Linked DNA regions of Homo sapiens: all the other regions are linked to region 4. Evidence: chromatin loops called from intact Hi-C (ENCODE). Cell type or tissue: endothelial cell of umbilical vein. All regions are shown on one strand.

Region 1 (5,000 bases), 1.6 Mb before region 4:
CTCTAATCATTTACTTCCCTGAGAGAATATATCAACATACTAGGCCAAATTTGGTAGGAAATACTGATATTTATGAGGAATAAGTTGAAATAAAATGTCTCTATTTAAGCCCAGGATATATTTACATTGTGATGTACCAGATATAAATACATGGGTACGTACTGTCTGTGTGTGGATTGCCAGAGGAAACAGTTGGTGTTTGACATTGAGCTGTACTCTGTAACTAAGTGCACATCACTGATCTATATCATACCATTATTCCACTTCTGAGGTCTGTTTTACTCTTAGAATGTAAGAATTGCAGAAACTAGAAAAAAAATTCACTAAAAATTTCAAATTTCATTTTGATCTAGAGTAGACCCAGGAATCTACAAGGCCTAAGAAGCGTAGATCTGGTTCAGTAGTAGGTACCTCAAGAAACCAGCACAAACTTTTGTAGCTTCTGTAAAGAAGAGGTGATCAAAGAGTAAGTCAAATACCCAGCACTTCTCTGAGCCCCAAAATGTATACCCAGTTGACCTTATGAGTCTAGAACAAGAACAGAGCATAGGATAAACTTTCTCCCAGCCCAATTAATTTAAATGAAAGCAAACTTCCCATTATGTGAGTGTAATGCAGAGTACATGTGGGGAGAAAAATGATTTTATGCCTGGATTTCAGCATATGAAACTTATTCTTGAAATAATGTTTACAATGGATCATAAACTTCTCTTTCTCATTTTGGCCAAGACAGCCCATAGGCCAATTTAGAACAGTGATGTGTTTCCTACTGAATATGTTCTTACTTTCTCTGCTCATGTTACCAATAGAAATGACAGAAAACTTAATAGTTGACTGAGTCAGAACTTTCATTCTATATCAGGATGTTTCTCAGTGCCAGACTCAAGCATGAGGTGGAATGGGGTAGATTATTATGCTATTTTCTGTACTGTGACAGTTTTGTGGCAAGTGGTTTTAAATCTCTAAGGTTGTCGAAGTGGAAAGTTTCACCAGAAATGAATTAACATCAAAGAAAAACATGAGTACCTGTATTTGGATGTTTTACCACATACCCAAGACAGACAGTGAACTGTAAACCTTTCATTTATTGGACCAATTGGGCTCCATCTGTAGACCAGCATGTTGTTTCAGTGTCTGAGACAAACCACAAGGGATAGCCATACTTTTTGAATGTTGTTCTTCATTTTAACCTGTGTGTTTTCTGTGGTAAGGCCGGATGAGAAAACTCTTAACTCATTGCGGTATATCCAGATATGTACCAGTGGGTGGCAGTAGATATGGCAGAGTTCTAAATAATGTAGCTACTTATAATGGATGATGTCTAAAAGCAGTTTACTAATAGGCCTTTTTTGTTTGTTTGTTTTAAATTACAACTGTTTGTTTTGCACATTTTCCTGATTTTAGCAGAGATATTTAAGGGTGATTTAAAAAAAAAATACTGAGAGCTAATACGTATATAATGCTTCTTATATACCAAGCACTATTTTAAATGTTTTACATATATTAACTGAAAGCCCAACACATTTGATTGTTGTTTAGGTATTTGAGCTAATATAGTCATATTGTTATACCTTTATTCAATTTTTCTTTACTAGTATAATAAAATAGGAAAAATGTTTGCTGGTAAATGTTATATTAAGCTGAGAAACTGTCATTCATTGAAACAGATTTTGTGTTGCTGTTTGATTTTGTGAAATCTTCTGTGTGCTGTATATTGAATATATCTTGCTGAAACAACTGCCTTCTCAAGTGTCTAGGTATTTGCTTTCCATCATAGCCATATTTTTGGACGTCATCTCCCAAAACTGAGGAATTTTAACGTGGACAGTTGGTAACTGTGGGTCTTCCCACAGATTGTCGATGTTACACAAGTGCTTTAATGAAGTTTTCTTTTGTTTCTGTTTGGAGAGGCATTAGAAAATATATAGGCATTGGAATACTGTGTCATTTCAATACAAATCTTGAAAGTCAAAGCAGGGCAGTCACTTTTGTGTAAAGAAAAAAAAAGTACTGGACCCTGGTCCAATTCAAAAGCCCTGGGCTCAGATTGATACACCATTAACTAGCTATGTGACATTGACAGAGGCATTTGATCTCGGAACTCAGTCCTCCACTGTGTAACCCCAGGACACTAGATTAGATCAGTAGCTTTCAGTGAGGATAATTTGGAGCTTTGCAGCTTCACCATGCCACCACAGGGGTCTGCCCAAGGATAGGAAGGAGCTTGGTGGGCTGGCCCCCAGGCCCTCCACTTCTGTTTCCTTAAAAGCAGCTCCTTCTCAGCTTTTTAAATTACCTATTTATAATTTACATTAGAAAGTATATATGATTTCCCTTATAAGACAGAATTGTACTTCTTTAGGAAAAAAAAAAGCAACCCTAGGATTAGATTATTTCTGTGTTCTCTTGTCTCTAAAATGTCAATGATTCCAATAACTGGGTAGCTAAGGAAGAAAAAGAGAAACTGACCCGTTATCTCTGGCATGTAGCTAATGTCTTGAGTATCTGGAATGGAATAATAGAAGGCTAAGTCCATCATTTATAGGCTCATAAGGGTTGTAATGTGCTGCTTTATCTGATGAATTTTGTTATATGAAATTATGAATCAAATATATGAATATATTTAAATATATGAATCTGTTCACAAATAGAAATATCATAAATTTACTTTTTAATAAAATATTGAATTATTTTGAGAATTTGCATTATCTATTGTGTTTGGTAAATGTCGAGACACACAGAGTAACACTGGACAGGAGCACTGAATTATAGTAAGTTACAAGAGCCAGAGCTAAATGCTTTTCTCTAAACTGCAATCAGTAACTCAACATATTCTGCTGCCAATGTTACTCTGTCCAGTGCTGTTGTTATAAATGTTGCTGTGTCAGAAGCCTCTGTTTCTATAACTTTCTCTCCATTATCAGTTGGGCTTAGTTGTAATATGGATGAGGCATTTTATAGGAATGGTTAAAGAAAAATATAGTCATTTCTCAATTTGATCTTCAGTCTCCCTAGGAAGGTTCAAGTTACTAGATGGGTGTAATTGCTCATACACACCTGGACATGACTCACCTTTGAAAAATAAACAAACAATCTATCTGCTTCTTGGCTACCAGAAACCAAAATCAACATTAAAAAGTGTCAAACCTCCTTAAACAGCCAGATCACTGGTTGCAAAGACTGCAGAGGAAGAGATATAAAACTATCTTAGCCAAAAACTTGGTCGTGATATATTAACCCTAAGTGTTCCAGAGAAATGTAAAGCAGAAACAAAACAAAACAGGACAGCTGGATCATCCAATTCTCATCCATGATGTTCTGCTTTTTTATATGGCTTTTTCTCCCTCTAATGACTTTATGTCATAATGAGTGAGTATCAGCTCATTTAAAAAATTGGAACCAATCCAAGGAAAATACACAGGGCTGCTGCCCTTTTTACCAAAGATCTTTCATTAACTAATGTTGATGGAAGCAAATTTCACCACAGCAATTTACATGGTAGTTGAGTTGCTATTTGTATGGAACAGCAAACCAGAGAGTAATAAAAGAAAACACGAACATGTCAGTGGTGAGCAAGGGAGCAGAGCAGCCCTTTAGCTCTTTCCATGCTGATAAGAAGAGTAGAGCAGACCTTCAGCTCTTTCAATGCTGATAAGAAGAGCAGAGCAGCCCTTCAGCTCTTTCCATGCTGATAAGAACAAACAACAAGATTGTTCATTATAATGAAAGATACTAATCACGCTGTTATCACAGTATTAAGTCACTTTAACTATCTAGGGGTCTCACCTATATTCTCTTGTGTTTTGTCTGTTTGCATAGAGTGGTGCTTCTCAGCGATGCCCAGTAGCCATATTTCATCAGCACAGGTTAATAACCGTGTTCATCATTCCAAATGCATGTGCTTGAACAATGCACCTAACGAGTGAGCAGTGGCATACAGCAATGGTGTGGGTGGAGTGAGCAATTTTGGGGATATAAGTTAAATATCAAAGATAGAAAGGCAGTAGTTAAGGAGAACATGGATGTAAAATATGGATGGGCCAGAGGCAGTGGCTCACACCTGTAATCTCAGCACTTTGGGAGGCCGAGGCGGGCGGATCACTTGAGGTCAGGAGTTCAAGACCAGCCCATCTAACATGGTAAAACCCCGTCTCTACTGAAAATGTAAAAAGTAGCCAGGCGTGCTGGCTGGCACCTGTAATCCAGCTACTGAGGAGGCTGAGGCAGGAGAATCGCTTGAACCCAGGAGGTGGAGGTTTCAGTGAGCCGAGATGGCGCCACTGCACTCCAGTCTGGGCATCGGATGAGACGCTGTCAAACAAAAAAAAAAAAAAAAAAAAAATGTCACGGACGCCCTGATTCAGGGAACTTTTAAAGCAGGTCAGAAGAATACAGACAAGTGTGTATTTTATTTTTAAATCAGTATGAAGAAGGGTGCAATTAAGTATTGAGAGGTACAAATGAGAGCATGATTAGACAGAGCAGGATGATAGGAGAGCAAAGCTGTAGAAGTGGCTTTGTACTAACTAGGTGATCTCAGCCAAACCATTTGCATTTCTTTGAGTCTCATGTCTTCATATATTTGTTGTAGGATGAAACATTTTAAGGTGGACTAGAAAGTTCTTCTAGGTTTCTGAATAGAGATAAGAAGGTTCAATACAACTACATCCCTGGAGACTTTTAAAAATGGCAGTAATCCAACAAAAGCTAATTTAAGAAAAAGAATAGAGGAAGAATTATGTATTGGAAGTCCAGGAGGTTTGTGGGCTTCAGTCAAGGGTGGATGTAGTCCTCAAGCAATTCTCTCTTTCTTGGCTCTCATTTCTTCTTTGCCAGCCTCATTGCTTAATAAGTTTCTTCAACATAGTAGAAAATACAGACTTCGAAACACCAGGCTAATATAAGGTGTGGCTTCAGAAGGAGAAAATTTATTTCCTGGCATTCACATTAATCCTCTAAAAGGACACCTCTGGTGTTGCTTAGCTCATATGCTCAGGGGG
Region 2 (5,000 bases), 1.8 Mb before region 4:
TAATTTTTTTTTATACATTGCTGAATTAACTTGCTATTTTTTTCTTAGGATTTTTATATTTGTGTTTATGATTGAGATTAGTTTTCCTTGCACTGACGTTTTTGGTTTTAGAAGCATGGTTACATTAGTGTCATAAAATGAATTAGATGGATTCCTTCTTTTCCTATTTCGTGGTTTAGTTTTGTGTAAGAGAGGGATTATCTATTTCTTGAATGTCTGTTGAAACTTACCCATAAAACAATTTGTGTCTAATATCTTTTTGGTGCTGCAGATTACTAATTTTTTTTAATGTTTATTGGGTTGTATAGCCTGTTTATTAAGTCAATTTGGTAATTCATGTTTAAAGTCTTGCTAGAAATAGTATTATTTTATTAGTTTTCTTTTTGACTGGCTTTGTTTATTGCTTCATTAACTTCTGCTCTTAACTCTGTTACTCTCTCTTTCTCTTCATTTAAAGGATTATTCTGTTTTATTTTTTAGGCTTGAAAATTGAATGCTTGATTGATTTTTCTGCTTTTTTAAAATGAATAATGAAAATTTAACCAAATTACCATATGCTTTGTTATACTTTTATGGTAATTTTTTTTCAAAATCTTTTATAATTTGTTACAATTTTCTCTATAACTCAAAACTTATTTAGGAATGTCTTTTGGTATTTTCAGAGATATATGTGTGCTTATTTTTAAACTCTTTTTATTGTTTTTAATTTAACTCCTTTGAAAGTTGTTGAAACTTCCATTTTGACCTAATTCTATGACCAATTTTTTGTAAGTACTCCAGAGTAAGAAACAAATATTTTTCTGTGTTTTGGATGCAGAATTTTATGTGCTTGTGCATGTCATACATGCATACATACACACACACATATATAAATTTAATAGGTCATTTGTGAATTTTGTTGTTCTGTTCTTCTGTTTTCTTAGTACATATATCTAAAGCTTCTCATTATTATAGAGATTATCAGTTTCTCCGTGTGATTTGTGTCAGTTTTCTTTTATCTGTTTTGTGCATGTGGTATCTTATGTATAATTAAATTACTTCTTGGTCAATTATTTAAAAAATATTACCTAGTGTGCCTCTTGATTTTAACATTCTTAAGATTACTTTATTCATGGCATATCATTTTCCCTCTTTAATCTTTCCTTAGTATTTCCATTTTTCCATGTTTCTTACAAAACACCTTATAGTTTGTTAAAAATAACTTTATCTTATAAATTAATGGTTGCATTAGTCATTTTATACTTACTGCGATTATTGGAATATTTTAAAGTGTTTTTATCTTATTTATTTTTTTTTAACTTCTCTTTTTGTTTCTTTTTCCCATTTCTATTTGGAGTGGAGTATATTATATATTCATTTTTATACTTTCTGTTTGCTTTGGAGCTGTAGATTATATTTCTGTTCTTTTGATAGCTGTTCTAAGATTTTAAACATACAGTACTTATTAGTCTAAGATATCTATGTTCCAGCTACATTGGATTCTTCTCAGTGTCTTACTGGAACATTTTTCTCCCTTCTCGTTCCTCAGGCTCAATTGTGACCTCTTTAGGGAAAACTTTCCCGTTCCTCCTCGCCTTCTAAAATCGCCCCTTCAGTTCCATTGCTCACTGTCATGTATCATATTACTCTATTTTTAAAAATAGCATTTAACACAAACTATAATTATTGTTTGTTTGCTTATGCTATTATATGCCTTTTGCCAAAGAATGTAGACTCCATTGGAGGGGCTTTGTGCATCTCGTTTACCCTTGTTTCTGGGACAGGTAGTACAGGGTTTATCACACAGAGCTCACTGAACAGGTGCTAAAGAAATTGACGTTTCCAAATGTAAGTGATTGTTCAGCTGCATATAACATTCTTGGTAAATTTCACTCCAAGATTTTTATACCTTGTGTTACTCTACTGCTCTCATTCCTGAAGACAGAAAGTAAAAGTTAAACAATTTTAACTTATTTGAAGTTTATATAGTAGTTACAATGATATATTCAAAATTCCATAAACATTCTTCAAGAATTCAATCATAGTTAAATTAAACATAATTCAACTCTATAAAAATAACATTTTCGTATAGTGGGTTGCTGGTTTTCAAACTATACTGACAACTTAATAAAGACAGCTGGATTTTTGATATCTTTGTGTTTAACAAAGTTTGAAAAAGAAATTTAGAATGGAGATGCCCAGATACATGCATTCTAAATGTAGACCTCTTTGAAATATTAATTATGGATTTATGAAGAATGTTAACATAGCTGTGTGAGCGTGAATAAAGTGACATTTCATGGAACTGTTTCCTTTGTGAGCTGACAGCAAATGCTGATTGACTTTTCTTTTGGGATACTGCAAATAATGGACAGAAAGAATTTTTAAAGAGACTTTGTAGATACAATTCCTTTTCTTCGTGTTTTTCTGAATGTTTGTGAGGGCAATATCTTTTAATTTAGATTTTCACATAATTTGCATTAAATGTTTTAAATAAATTGATAAAGGTCATAGAATACTTGATAGGGAATTACTACAAGTTTTGACCACTAGTCGTCAGTATTGAACCATTAATTGTGAAGTAGTAGACACTGTTTATTAAAGTTGGCCAAATTTATTGAAAAACAATTATTTATAGTGTGTATACTCTCAACTCTTAGGGCTTTCTGAAAGTGTACTTGGCACTAGCCTCACAAATGAAAAAAATCTAATTAACTGTCTGTTATTACAAATTTAAATTTGAAACGGTGTTACCCTCTGCTGTTAAAAAGTATGACACATTGTGTATTTTATATGAAGACACCTGCTGTATTTATCATGAAAACTGTCATTTCTTTGCCTTTGTATTATAGTTTCATGCTTCCTCTTCAGGATTACAGGTTTTTCCCTTCTTCCTTCCTCCTTCCCTCCCTCCCTCTATGGAAGAAACTATTTATATCTAGTAAAACAGATTATAATTTGATATGAGCATTTTTTTCGCGGGAATCATATATTCCCATTCCCTTTTCCACTTTTAATATTTCGAAGCTGTGCATGCAGAATTTTCCCAAAGATACTTTCTATAAATATTCATCTTATGTAGACCTAAACCTCTTTCTCCTAATTGTTATTTTCTTGTTTTTGGTGGTGATTTCCTTTTGTACACTGTTGTCCATCTACCCAGTTATATTTATTTTCTATTGGTGTTCTGTTGGATAGTTTATCCAACAGATAGATTATCCTTTGCCTATTTTTTCTTTAGTTGTTGGAAAAGCATTTTTTATAGCTCTCATGACTCATTGTGTTTCTAGTTAATTTGTATTTCTATTAAGTACCCCAAATCCCTTTTTAAAAAATATTAAAGTTGTGGTATTAATTATTCATTGCTCAAAAAATGAAAAGCTGTTATTTCTTATATATCTTTGTCCATACTGTGGTCAAGTATTAGGATAGTATTTAGAACTATAACCTCATTATTTCATCGTTTAATGGATTTTGTATGGTTGTGACAAAAAAGTTACAGTTTTATGTTTATTATCTGAGAATGAGATCCTGAAACTTTCCTCGCCAGTGTTAGTCTTGGATGGGCAATCAAGTTACAGTGATGCTGTGATTCAAAGCCACAAAGTGTGGGCGAACTTGGGTCTCTGGAGCTCCCAGTTTCCAGTTCTTTCTCCTCCTGACCTGTGAACTTGTTTGGAAGGTGCAAAATCTTACTCTTTTTGTGTGGTTCATCTTATAATGTTTCTTCTTAAACAGATAGATAACCATCTTGATAAAATAATTTGTTTTATATTTTAAAACCTTTATATGTTTCCTTTATGTCTTTGCCTCTCCTTTTCTCCTGTTCTTTACACCAAGTCTATCATTAAATTTTGTCAGCTCTATTTAAAAAATATTTTTTTAAATTGGAAACTGTTCATTTCCTACCACTACATCTCCTCTTTTGCTGGGGCTAATGCTGTAGCCTCCTTGCTTCCATTCTTACCTCCTTGTGGTCTTTTACAGAATCAGATAATGTCACATCTTTCTTCAAGACCCTTCAATGGTTTCTTTTGTTTTTTTTTTGAGACAGTCTCACTCTGTTGCCCAGGCTAGAGTGCAGTGGCATGATGTTGGTTCACTGCAGCCACCACCTCCTGGGTTCAAGTGATTCTTATGCCTCAGCCTCCCGAGTATCTGGGATTACAGGCATGTCCCACCATGTCTGGCTAATCAATGGTTTATTTATAGACAATAGATCCCCTCTGATCTGGTTTCTGAATTCCTCTCACCCTAATTTTCTTTCTTTCTTTCCTTTCTTCTCTTTTTCTTTTTTTTTTTGTTTTGAAATGTAGTCTTACTCTGTCTCCCAGGCTGGAGTGCAGTGGCACGATCTTGGCTCACTGCAGCCTCTGACTCCCAGGTTCAAGCGATTCTCTGCCTCAGCCTCCTGAATAGTTGGAATTACAAGCATGCGCCAAGACACCCAGCTAATTTTTTGTAATTTAAGTAGAGATGGAGTTTCGTCATGTTGACCAGGCTGGTCTCAAACTCCTGGCCTCAAGTGATCCTCCCACCTTGGCCTCCCAAAGTGCTGGGATTAAAGGCACGAGCCACCATGCCCAACCCCTAATTTTCTATTGTTGTTCTTCTTGCCAACTCTAGGCCAACCATCCTGGCCGTCTTGCTTTTCCATGGATATACCATGTACCTCCTGCTCCTGGGCATTTGCACTTTCTGTTCCCACAGCTAGGAATTTTCAGCTCTGAAACAGTTGTACGGTTTGTGCGCTCATGTTCAGAACTCTACTTCAGAAAGCCCTTATTGACTATCATAGATAAAACACTCCTTCACTCCTGAGCCCCTTGCACTGTTGTATGTTTTCTTAACACTTTCATTATTTGTCAACCATCTGTCCCCTTGAGCAGAATGCAGGCTTTATGGAGGCAGGGACTTACCTGCTTTGCTTGTTGCTGCATCCCCAGTACCAGGACCAGTGCTTGGCATAGAGTAGGGGCCCAGTAAGTGTTTCTTGAAGGAATGAATGAATAAATATTGCT
Region 3 (5,000 bases), 530 kb before region 4:
GGAAGTTGGTAAGTTAGGGGACTATCTGATCAATATTTGATTTCTGGCAATAATCAGAGCTTTTCCTGGTTGTTTTACACCTCTCTATTATTTAGGCTTGACTGCAGTGAATGGGCATTCCACTGAATGACCTTATCCCTCTATCTGTCTGAGTCTGCTCTCCCCGCAGCAGGGGCAAATGAGCTCCAGTTTTTTAAGAGTACATAATAAACACACAACCTGTCAGGCTTCAGCTGGGGTTATAGATGGAAAATGACTTGATGAACAGTCCATGCTTGAGTGATAAATGTGTATATCAGGAAGTAAATCTAGTGGAAAAGAAAATCTATCCACCACTTGCGCTAGCAGTTGGGAGACTCATATTGACAGTAAGGATTCATTTTCTTAATTCTGAGTAACTCTGAGTCTTTTTCTAAAAACTCATCTTCTTTTCTCTACTACCCGCCAAAAGGGTGGTATTACCTATTTATTAAAAACAGCCATACCACTTTACACTTACAAGTCACTTGTTCATCTTTGAAACTCAAACATCTTACATTTGCTTAATGCAGATACCCTAAGGAAATGTAACTTAGCATTAATGACAACACCAAAACACAGAGGCTGGTTTCTTTAACTGGGTTTACTCAGCAATCTGAAATGAAACTTTTAGGATTTTAGGAAGTAGTAACATCATTTATTTTATTTCTACTATGTATCTGGCACCTTATTTTATGTAAACATAACAATTGTATAAGGAAAGTATTTTCTCCACTTCAGAATAAAGGAATCTATGGCCCAAAATTGCATAACTTGCAAAAAGTTATTACATCTATATATTAGTCCATTTTCATGGTGCTGATAAAGACATATCCAAGACTGGGCAATTTACAAAAGAAAGAGGTTTAATTGGACTTACAGTTCCATGTGGCTGGGGAGGCCTCACAATCATGGCAGAAGGCAAGGAGGAGCAAGTCACACCTTACGTGAAATGGCAGCAGGCAAAGAGAGCTTGTGCAGAGAAGCTCCCCCTTATAATAACCATCAGACCTCATGAGACTTACTCACTATCAGGAGAACACCCTGGGAAATACCTACCCCCATGATTCAATTACCTCCCACCGGGTCCCTCCCACAACACATGGGAATTCAAGATGAGATTTGGGTGGGGACACAGCCAAACCATATCAATCTAGTAAGTGCCAGAGTAGGAACGTCAACTCAGGTTTGTGACTACAAAGCTTATGTCTTCACCAGTGAATATTACACAGTCTCTGTAGGACACAGAAAGGTAGTTTAGTAGTGTGGAGGAAGAGGCTATATATTACATTTTTCACCAGGCTCCATTTCCTGGTGAAAAAACAACAACAACAAAAAAAAAAACAAGCCCTCCGAATACAATCTCTTATGGTAGGCAGAATAATGTACCTCCCCCATGAAAGATACAATATATTCTAATTCTTGAAGCATGTGAATATGGTACCTTCTATAGCACAGGGGAATAAATTTGCTAATCAGTTGATCTTAAAATAGGGAGCTTGCCTATCATCCAGGTGCACCCAATGTAATCACAGGATACTTAAAGGTGGAAGGGGAGGCAGAAGAGTGAGAACAAGAGAGACAGCCCCTCGAGGAAGGCAGCCTAACATTGTTCATTTTTAAAAACAACATCTGCATTTATAAGAAAAGGGCCCATGAGCCAAAGAAAGCAGGTGGCCTTTAGAAGCTGGAAAAAGCAAGGAAGTAGATTGTTCCCGAGAGGCCCCAAGAAGGGATTTGCTCTAATTCTGACACCTTGATTTTATCCAGAGATACCTGTATTGGACTTCTAACCTTCAGAACTCTCATAAATTTGTGTTGCTTTAAGCCATGAAAATGTGTGGTAATTTATCATAGCAGCAATAGAAAGCTAATACAGAAATCAATGGGGCTTGAAAACAAGTGGAGAACAAACACATAAGTGAGAAAGAAAAAATGACCAAAAAATCCAGTCAAATAAGCAACAGCTCCTCCAGCTACATGCTATCTTGGTTATCTCTACTATAGCTCACTGGTAAGACTTACTTGTAGAAGAGACTATGAACATCTCTAGACCTCAATTGTGGGTTATCTGAGCTTTCCCCTCTTCCAAGGATAACAGTGATTCTTAGTATTTGGCATGCATTAAATCACTTGGAGGGCTTGTTTAAAACACAGATTGCTAGGACTCAGTCCCAGAATTTCTGATTCAATAGTTGTGGAATGAGAATCAACAATATGCGTTTGTAACAAGTTGCCAGGTGATGCTGGTGGCCAGAGACTACACTTTGAGAACCACTCATCTAAGCAATGATTCTTGGGAGAGTGATCTAGGCTCTTCGCTCCTTAGTACTATTGATTTCAATTCATAGAACTATTGAAACCCACTGCTATATTTAGAACCAGTGTCTTAGGAGAGCTATTTTTCCAAAAATGTCATAGATTCCAGAATTCCAGAATCTGAAAATGCACACAACCTCTTATTGGTTTTACCTATTGATGTCCAATCTCATCCAACAGAAATGGCATCCATCCAGCAAGTCACATGGCCATCATGCTGCTTTTCTATTCTCTCTACTACTGCACATTATTAAGAAGAGATGCTTTAAAGAAGGAAACAGAATCATCATACTTCTCAGGGCCCACTGCACTCTTGTTTAGATGTTATCGTGGCATTTTTCCTCTAATGCTCCAGTGCATGGAAACATAATACTGTTAATGAACTTATAAACTTTTCAAAGGTAGGGAGCCTGTGCTCGCCTACTTTGTGTACCTAGTATTGTGCTATCCTGTAGCGCTTGTTCAATGACTCAGACCCCCTGAGGCACCATTACTACTTAGTTACTGACAGAATCGAAAGCTCAGCTGTGTCCCTTAATTTGTTGCCCCAGCCAGCCCCATGGGGGCGCTGTGACATTTAAGAAGTATTTTTATTTTTATTTTTATTTTTTGCCTAAATTTTGTATTTATTTTCACTGTTGGGGATGAGACTCACAATGTTTCAACATTTGCATTCACAAAGCCATTCCATAGATGTTATGAAACAAAGAAACTGGACGTTAACACCATTAGCTCAAGGTTGCAAAAATGGCAGCTCACACATTGTTTGGTTTGGACTGCTAAGGGCATTAATTAGATGCCAGAATCAGGGGATTTAACATACACACCAGACTGTTGGCTTCTCTTGAAAAGCTGACAACTCTAAACTCACATCTCTACACAATTATAATCCAGTGGCAGCTGAGTGGCCACTGTGCACTTTGATTGGGGCCTGCACTGTACAATTTGCCACCTGGCCTGCTTCACTCAGGCATATTACCTGTCTGGTCCCTGTAGAAATTTGAGGTTGCAGCTTCTGTTTTCAATGTGTTTATTCACCTCTGCATCAGCTCCAAATTTTTCAAGGTCTCAGCTGGCCTGTGCCAACCTTGTCATGCCAAATACAGCCGACTCTCCAGTTCATGCTGTGGCCACAACCAACCCAAGCCCAATCACCCTGATACCCAAGGAGCACACATGGTCCACTGGCATTTCCACAAGGGAAACCACAGGCCCTAGAACCTGCTAACACATCCATCTCTCTGTCAGGGGACTCTAAGCATAAACAACTGACCTGGAACTTGCAAGACACTGGGAAGCCTCACTGACCATCTCCACCCTTGGCTGTGTTTCCAATCTCAATGGTAGAAGACACTGTGTGCAATTGGTCTTCTGATCAATTTAACAGGATGCTGGAATATGTCATGAAAGGTGCTAACCCTCTCCTCTGTTGCAACAGATAAGTAACATCACAGAAGAAGAAAGAGGAATGATTTCTTCCTGACCTGAGTTGGCAATCAGGTGATGCCTTGGAAGATGACAACTGGCATGTGTTTGTGATAGATATCCCAGTGCTTGCCTGTATGACTGACATCGCCAGAGTCACTGTCCTGAGCAATTTGCCTTCATAAGAGCCTACAGAAGCCAGTATCGCAGGCTAATTATAAGTTAGAGGAGAAAAATATGTCCTTTCAACTGAATACCTGTGCCTTTAATTTTACAGAGCCCTTTTCTCCTTGGGACTATAGGGAGGGAAGAGACCTCTCTTGTCACTTGTCATTCCAAGGACTACTAGTTATATCAAACTTTACTTTTTTTTTTTCTTGCCACACCAAAAAAGTCACTCACTTTTTTTCAGAGAAGCCTGCTGCATAGTTTAGTTGGCTATCCCTGCTCTCCTGTGGCCCTTTCCTAGCTCTGACTTCTTTTAAAAGAAGATTGTTTGTTCTGAAGGGATCTTTGCCAAAAGAGCGTTTAGGGTTCTATCACTTGTTTGTTTTTCATTAAAGAGAATTACATTTGACTCACCTCTAATATTTAAATAGATAAGGCACCCCAGGAAAGGGAGGGAGAAAGCTTAAAAAGAGGACTGTGGGGTCTTTCTTCACAAGGATGCTTGTGGGGTTAGGCCCTACAGTGAGACGGGAGAAAATGCTATTACAACTATCAGATGAAACAGCTTACCAGACAAGGAACTTTGCAGTTAGCTCCTCTTGTCTTTAAAATAGATACGGCCCAACATGTGGGTCAGAAGTAATTTAAGTCTAGAGAAGGATGTTCACGTAGGCTAAGAAAGAATGTTCTTTTAAGAACACATTGAGACTCTTATTATGGGTCTTACAGGACAGTCTGAACCTTTTGGTTGATGTATTTTATTACAACTGCTGGAATTTTAGGCATGCTCATTCTTATCACTTGGTATTGAAAAAGAAAAACAAAACAAAAGAGCAGCCTGTGACATCTGGAACGTAACCTGGCACTCATGGCTAGATCTTGTTATTCTTCTATTGCACATGAGCAATGTCACAGAATACCAATCTCAGAAGAAGTCACTCTGAGACCATGATAAACTGAGTCAAAACAAAGCTACATCTTAATTTAATCAATGCACAGAAAAACAAAGTCACTGCTTCACCCACAAAATAGCAAACAGTCCCCTCTCTTGGCTAGTGATTGCTACTTCT
Region 4 (5,000 bases):
TTCTTGAGGGTGGAGGTTGGGAGGAGGGTGAGGATTGAAAAGCTATTGGGTACTATGTTTATTATCTGGCTAACAAAATAATCTGTATGCCAAATCCCTGTGACACGCAATTTACCTAAGTAAGAAACCTGCACATGTACCCCTGAACCTAAAATAAAAGTTTAAAAAAAGAGAGGTCCCACTGCTCCTTGCCATACAGAGGTTTTTTACTTCTCAGGCCACTTTAGTGAATGATGGTGCCAACCATCTTTGATTCTGACTAAGACTTCATACAAAGTCTTAGAGAAGAACCTTTGATTCAGTGTCCTTTGAGAAGTCCAGGTGTTGTAAACCCCATGACAGTAGGGAAGATTTTTGTTTTGTTTCCCATTTTATCTCTGTTGCCCAATACAGACAGCACTTACCATGCAACAGGAATTTTATAACTAGCTGATGAACAAACTCATAAATGAATCTTATATTTTGCCTAATATATCAGTAAAAATAATAGTTATGAATGAATGTGTGAAAACCAACATTCACTTTAGATCTATAAGCCACGTAAAGTGGCTACTTATAGATTGTCATGGGTCTGGTGATTAACAAAGTGTTGATTTCAAAAAATAGGCAAATTCTGTAAATATAATAATTACCTGAATTATTAAAGGGAAAGCAAAGTCAGTCTAATAAAGACCCTGACTTAGCATTTCATAATCAACAAGGTGACTGGTAAAATCTAATATGAAGAGAAATGCATTCAGGATTGCAAAGACAAAAGCTTCTCTGGGAGAAGTTAATAACCCCTGTGAGGGCATTGTCTACCCACAGAAAGTAAAGTGGGCTGTTACTGGGATATTGTTTTTGTTGTAGCAGGCACTGAAAACCAATATCATGTAAGTAGTTTTGGTGCACATAGAATGAGGCATAAAATTGGCCTGCTTTAAATCTTGCCACTCCAACAAAGAAAACCAGAGATAGATACACATAGAATAAATTCACAATGGTTACAGTCTAAGGTGTAAGTCATTATTATATTCATGCAGGAAAGACATTTTGACCTTCTGTAAGATAACATTTTAATGTGGGAAGAATTCACAAGCAGTGATGGGCTTTAAGCAATTCCAGAACCCTTTCTGAATTGCTGGAATTTCACTTACATATACTTAGTAAATGAATTTCATACAGGCAAAGCTGAAAAGTCCCATAGCTAAATCTGTACCACCATGCCTCCTACTTCATACATACACATACACCATGTGTTTCGCTACCACCTTCAAATACAGCAAGTCAGGCAGAGAATGCAGGACTCAGAGTTAGTGTCAAAAAACATTACTATAAATTTCTGCTTGCAAAATGCTGAAGAAAATATGCTTAGCAGGGTTAAATGAGTATGGTAGCAGAACTAAACCCTTCCAAGGCCTCTCTGTCCACGGTTTGATGGGGGGAAATGTTGAAAGTGACAAGCAATCCTTAATTATACCAAGGATCTCATCTGCTATTGTATAATCACTTCCTCGGTCGCATGGAAAGCTCCAGAAGGAAAGTCAAGACTTAAAATTCCCACAAGGAAAGACCATGATAGATGGTCAGTCTGCACAGATTCTGGATCCAGATGGTCTTCTGGGGAAACACACCTGTGTCTTCTGGAAAGTGGAAGTGAATGGCATGCCTTCTTAGAGGGTTACGTGGGGAGCAAGTGACAGCCTTCTTCAAAGTCTCTCCTATACCTTCTAGAAAATAGATCATGCTCAATTTAGTACTCAAAGTCCCTGATTCTGGCTTCTACCTATGGCCCCAATTTCCCACTCTTTCCACATATGCATTATTATGCTCTAGATTACTGGACTTCTGCAATTCTCCATAATCACCATGGGCCTAAAGCTTTTCTACATTCTACTATTTCTGCCTCTTTCCTTTCCTCTCTTCTCAGTCTAGTCATTCTTCTAGACTCATTTTACCTTTGTCTTATTAGCTGTTCCATCTTAAATGTCCACTTAATGTTCTTCCAGGCCACCCCACTCACTTCAGTAATCTGTGCCAACGTGACCTTGGATACACTATCTTTCAGCCATCTCTTAATCTTTGTCTGTAGGCTCCTTAAGGGATTTAATATATGTTTCACATCACCCTGCACCTGCTCAGCACATAGTAGGTATTCAGAAGTAGGTATAAATAAATATTATTTCATGGAAAAGCCATTTAGTGAATTTTTCTATCACTTACTACTATCTCAGGTTATAATTTTAGAAAATTCCTTCTTGATGACAGGAATGTCTTCACAACAGTCAACAAATAAAATTCTTGCATGGTAATGGAATGAGTCAAATCAGTGTACATTTGTAGAATGACTGATCAGTTTTATTGAATTTGGAATAATGTTATTTATTCTCCCATCGAACTGCTTCCTTATGACCCCAGTCCTCTTTGATGTAAACATGTTTAAAACATTGTTCCTTATTGTTTTTGTCCACACTGATGTTAAGGTGTTAAGAAAATGACATGTTGGGCTGTGTATACATTCCGGGGCGATCTCATAGCCAGTGTGCTTAATATGAACACCCAAATGACATGGTTTTAGTCACTTCCTATGACTTGCCCCGCTCTGTAGGAGGAAAGACTGTTGTAAGTGTAGCCTGTGGAGACATGCTGAGAAGATAACTCACTAGTTCCATTTATTGATGCTTTTTTCCAAAATAAGTGAATACAGTTTATTGCAAGAAGGTTGAAAAAGGAGTGTCCAAAATTTTCAAATAAGTTTAATTATCTTTGTTATCAACATGGATAATGATAGAGAAAACCCAAACTGAACAAACTCAACTGACATAGTCCTCTTAATCAGTCTTGAATTGTTTTTTTTTTTTTTTTTTCCTGGACCAACATCTAGGTATGGGGTGGGGTTGGGGGGAGGTGGGTTGGGGGGAGGTGGGGGGGCGGGGAAATCCAGCCCATTAAAAGGAACCTGTGAGACCAAAGCGCCACCTAGTGGGCAAAATAGAAAACAATCACTTTTACACCAGATCTTTTTAAACTCAACAGACAAATGTTTGCTTGGATCTCCAGTCTCTCAGTGTCTAGTGAATTTACAAACTCCCCTTTTAAATTTATGCTAAAAATTAATTTCAGACGTACAAAGAAAGAACAAACAACAACTCCTTTTATTATCCTCCAAACCTGTTAATACAAACACTTGAGACCTCTACGTAAATAGAGACGTGTGGGTTGCGCACCATCTGGGTGCAATGCTGTTTGCCAAGTATCCTCTTATAGTAACTAGCATCGCCATGACTAGAGTTCCTGACCATCTAGACGTTCTCTGGACTTTGTCTAATCCCTCTCTGGGAAGATGGTATGGTCACAATTCTTTTTTTGTGCCACAGCATAAGGAAAGATAATATGGCAGAAAGGTCAAGGGGATGGGCTTCTAACAGACAAACCTGGATGTGAATTCCAGCTTCCTACTTCCTCGCTTTGTGGTGTGTGGGCCAGTTACCTCAATTCTTACATTCCAGTTTCCTTCACTGTTATTAAAGGGGCAATAATATCTACTTGTTTGGGTAATGATAATAGCTGCATAAAGATTGATATAAAAATCAAACCACAGAATATAAACAACCCATCATTGTAGCTAAAATTAGAAAATATTCCATAAGCATTTCTTATAAATTTTGTTATTATACTTATTCTCTTTAATGTCTAACTGTGTCAATAAAGGCAGAACAAAATCCATGAAATAGAATTCCACTAGGATCGATATACCCTCCTCTTTTGGGTTGTGAAATTCTTTAGTCACCTGATATATTTCAGTGAAAAACCTTTCAGATTTTGTTATCAGCCTAGGTATGAGTTACACTCATATGGATGCTGGATTAATTCCTGCAAGGATATTATGTATGATATGCAGATAGATATAGCCCAAATGATGGTTAGTTGGGTGGGTAGGTGGGTAGACTGGTGGTTGGATGGTTGGTTTATGGCACAAAACCCACCCCTGAGCTAACATAGAAAGAGATGGCAATTATATACTCAAGTCACTGTACCAAAATCTACAGTGATGTGCTTCCTGAATTTCATTTTCTCTAATTGGATTTAGAGACTACCTTGGACCAATCAAGCAATCTACTACAACATAGGCTAAAAAATGAAATATTTAAATGGATCCAGCTAAATGAAGTATTGAAGGAGCTGATATAAATTCTGAAGTCTTATTTTTTGTTTTCTAAATTGCCTAATACTGATAATAGTTGTTCAATGATATGTATGTATCAGAGCCCTTATTCTTTCATTATACAAGCATAAGGAATCTATGTATTTGAATTAGAGGAAGAAAAGCATATTCTCTATATTCTTCAAAAGAAAAGGTGACAACACAGGAATACCTTATAGTCCCACAGTATTTGCTGAATTATTTCGTGATCTTGCAAAAGAAGCCTTTATTTTACTCCAAGGCTGAAGGAAGTGGACCAACCACAGGCATTTGTAACCGAGAGAGATGGTTGAACTGGTCACCTGTCTGCAGAAATTATTCATAGAGGAGAAAATGGGCAACAGAGACTGAAGGATTCTTATTTTTTAAAATAACTCAAACTACCCTTTTCTGTTTATAAGACGGGTTTCAATCACAGCAGCCAAAAATGGGAAAAAGGACAGAATTTTACCACAGTTCTCACTGGAAATGGATGATATGAAATACCCCTGTCTGATTATGATGGATGATCCTTGCTCTGTATATTCTGGAAAATGAGAAAACTCCCCCACAGCACCTCCCTATAGACTTGAGGAAAAGGAGGGCTCTCTTCTGCCCAAACCTGACAACTGGATTTAATCATGCATAGAAGTAAGGAGTTCCTGTGGTTTAGCATCGCACTGACTCTCAACCGTCAGTACCAATGGCAATGATTTTACTTGATCCCTGGATTCTCAGTAAAGCTAACCAAGAAGCAAAATATCTTGTTTTTAAGTACACCTTTGACCATATTTATAATCCAAGTCTGCATGTCAGATTACCATTTCTTTTTTTCTAG

The links. A loop is a pair of places that touch in the nucleus more often than their neighbours do. Peaks named below come from ENCODE experiments on the same cell type or tissue, not always from the same donor. Only the 100,000 strongest peaks of a DNase experiment are listed, where the experiment ranks them.
Region 1: it touches region 4 in a loop (26-fold over the local background); 2 of 110 quality-filtered maps call a loop at or near these places.
Region 2: it touches region 4 in a loop (21-fold over the local background); 8 of 110 quality-filtered maps call a loop at or near these places.
Region 3: it touches region 4 in a loop (21-fold over the local background); 4 of 110 quality-filtered maps call a loop at or near these places.

Annotation. Positions count from the first base shown.
Region 1 is chr14:80,583,484-80,588,483 of GRCh38, reverse strand. All of the region lies in intron 19 of CEP128 (centrosomal protein 128), which reads left to right. Among named protein-coding and RNA genes, the nearest start is that of CEP128, 360 kb to the left of the region's middle. In endothelial cell of umbilical vein, a CTCF peak has its summit at 1,249 (motif pointing right); DNase peaks (open chromatin) are centred at 1,283 and 3,083.
Region 2 is chr14:80,847,946-80,852,945 of GRCh38, reverse strand. All of the region lies in intron 9 of CEP128 (centrosomal protein 128), which reads left to right. Among named protein-coding and RNA genes, the nearest start is that of CEP128, 91 kb to the left of the region's middle. In endothelial cell of umbilical vein, a CTCF peak has its summit at 2,518; a DNase peak (open chromatin) is centred at 2,535.
Region 3 is chr14:79,542,030-79,547,029 of GRCh38, reverse strand. The region is part of intron 16 of NRXN3 (neurexin 3); the gene reads right to left. Among named protein-coding and RNA genes, the nearest start is that of NRXN3-AS3, 88 kb to the left of the region's middle. In endothelial cell of umbilical vein, a CTCF peak has its summit at 2,868 (motif pointing right); no DNase peak of the experiment used is centred here.
Region 4 is chr14:79,009,276-79,014,275 of GRCh38, reverse strand. All of the region lies in intron 15 of NRXN3 (neurexin 3), which reads right to left. Among named protein-coding and RNA genes, the nearest start is that of NRXN3-AS1, 64 kb to the left of the region's middle. In endothelial cell of umbilical vein, no CTCF peak of the experiment used is centred here; a DNase peak (open chromatin) is centred at 2,545; H3K27ac peaks cover 1,513 bases.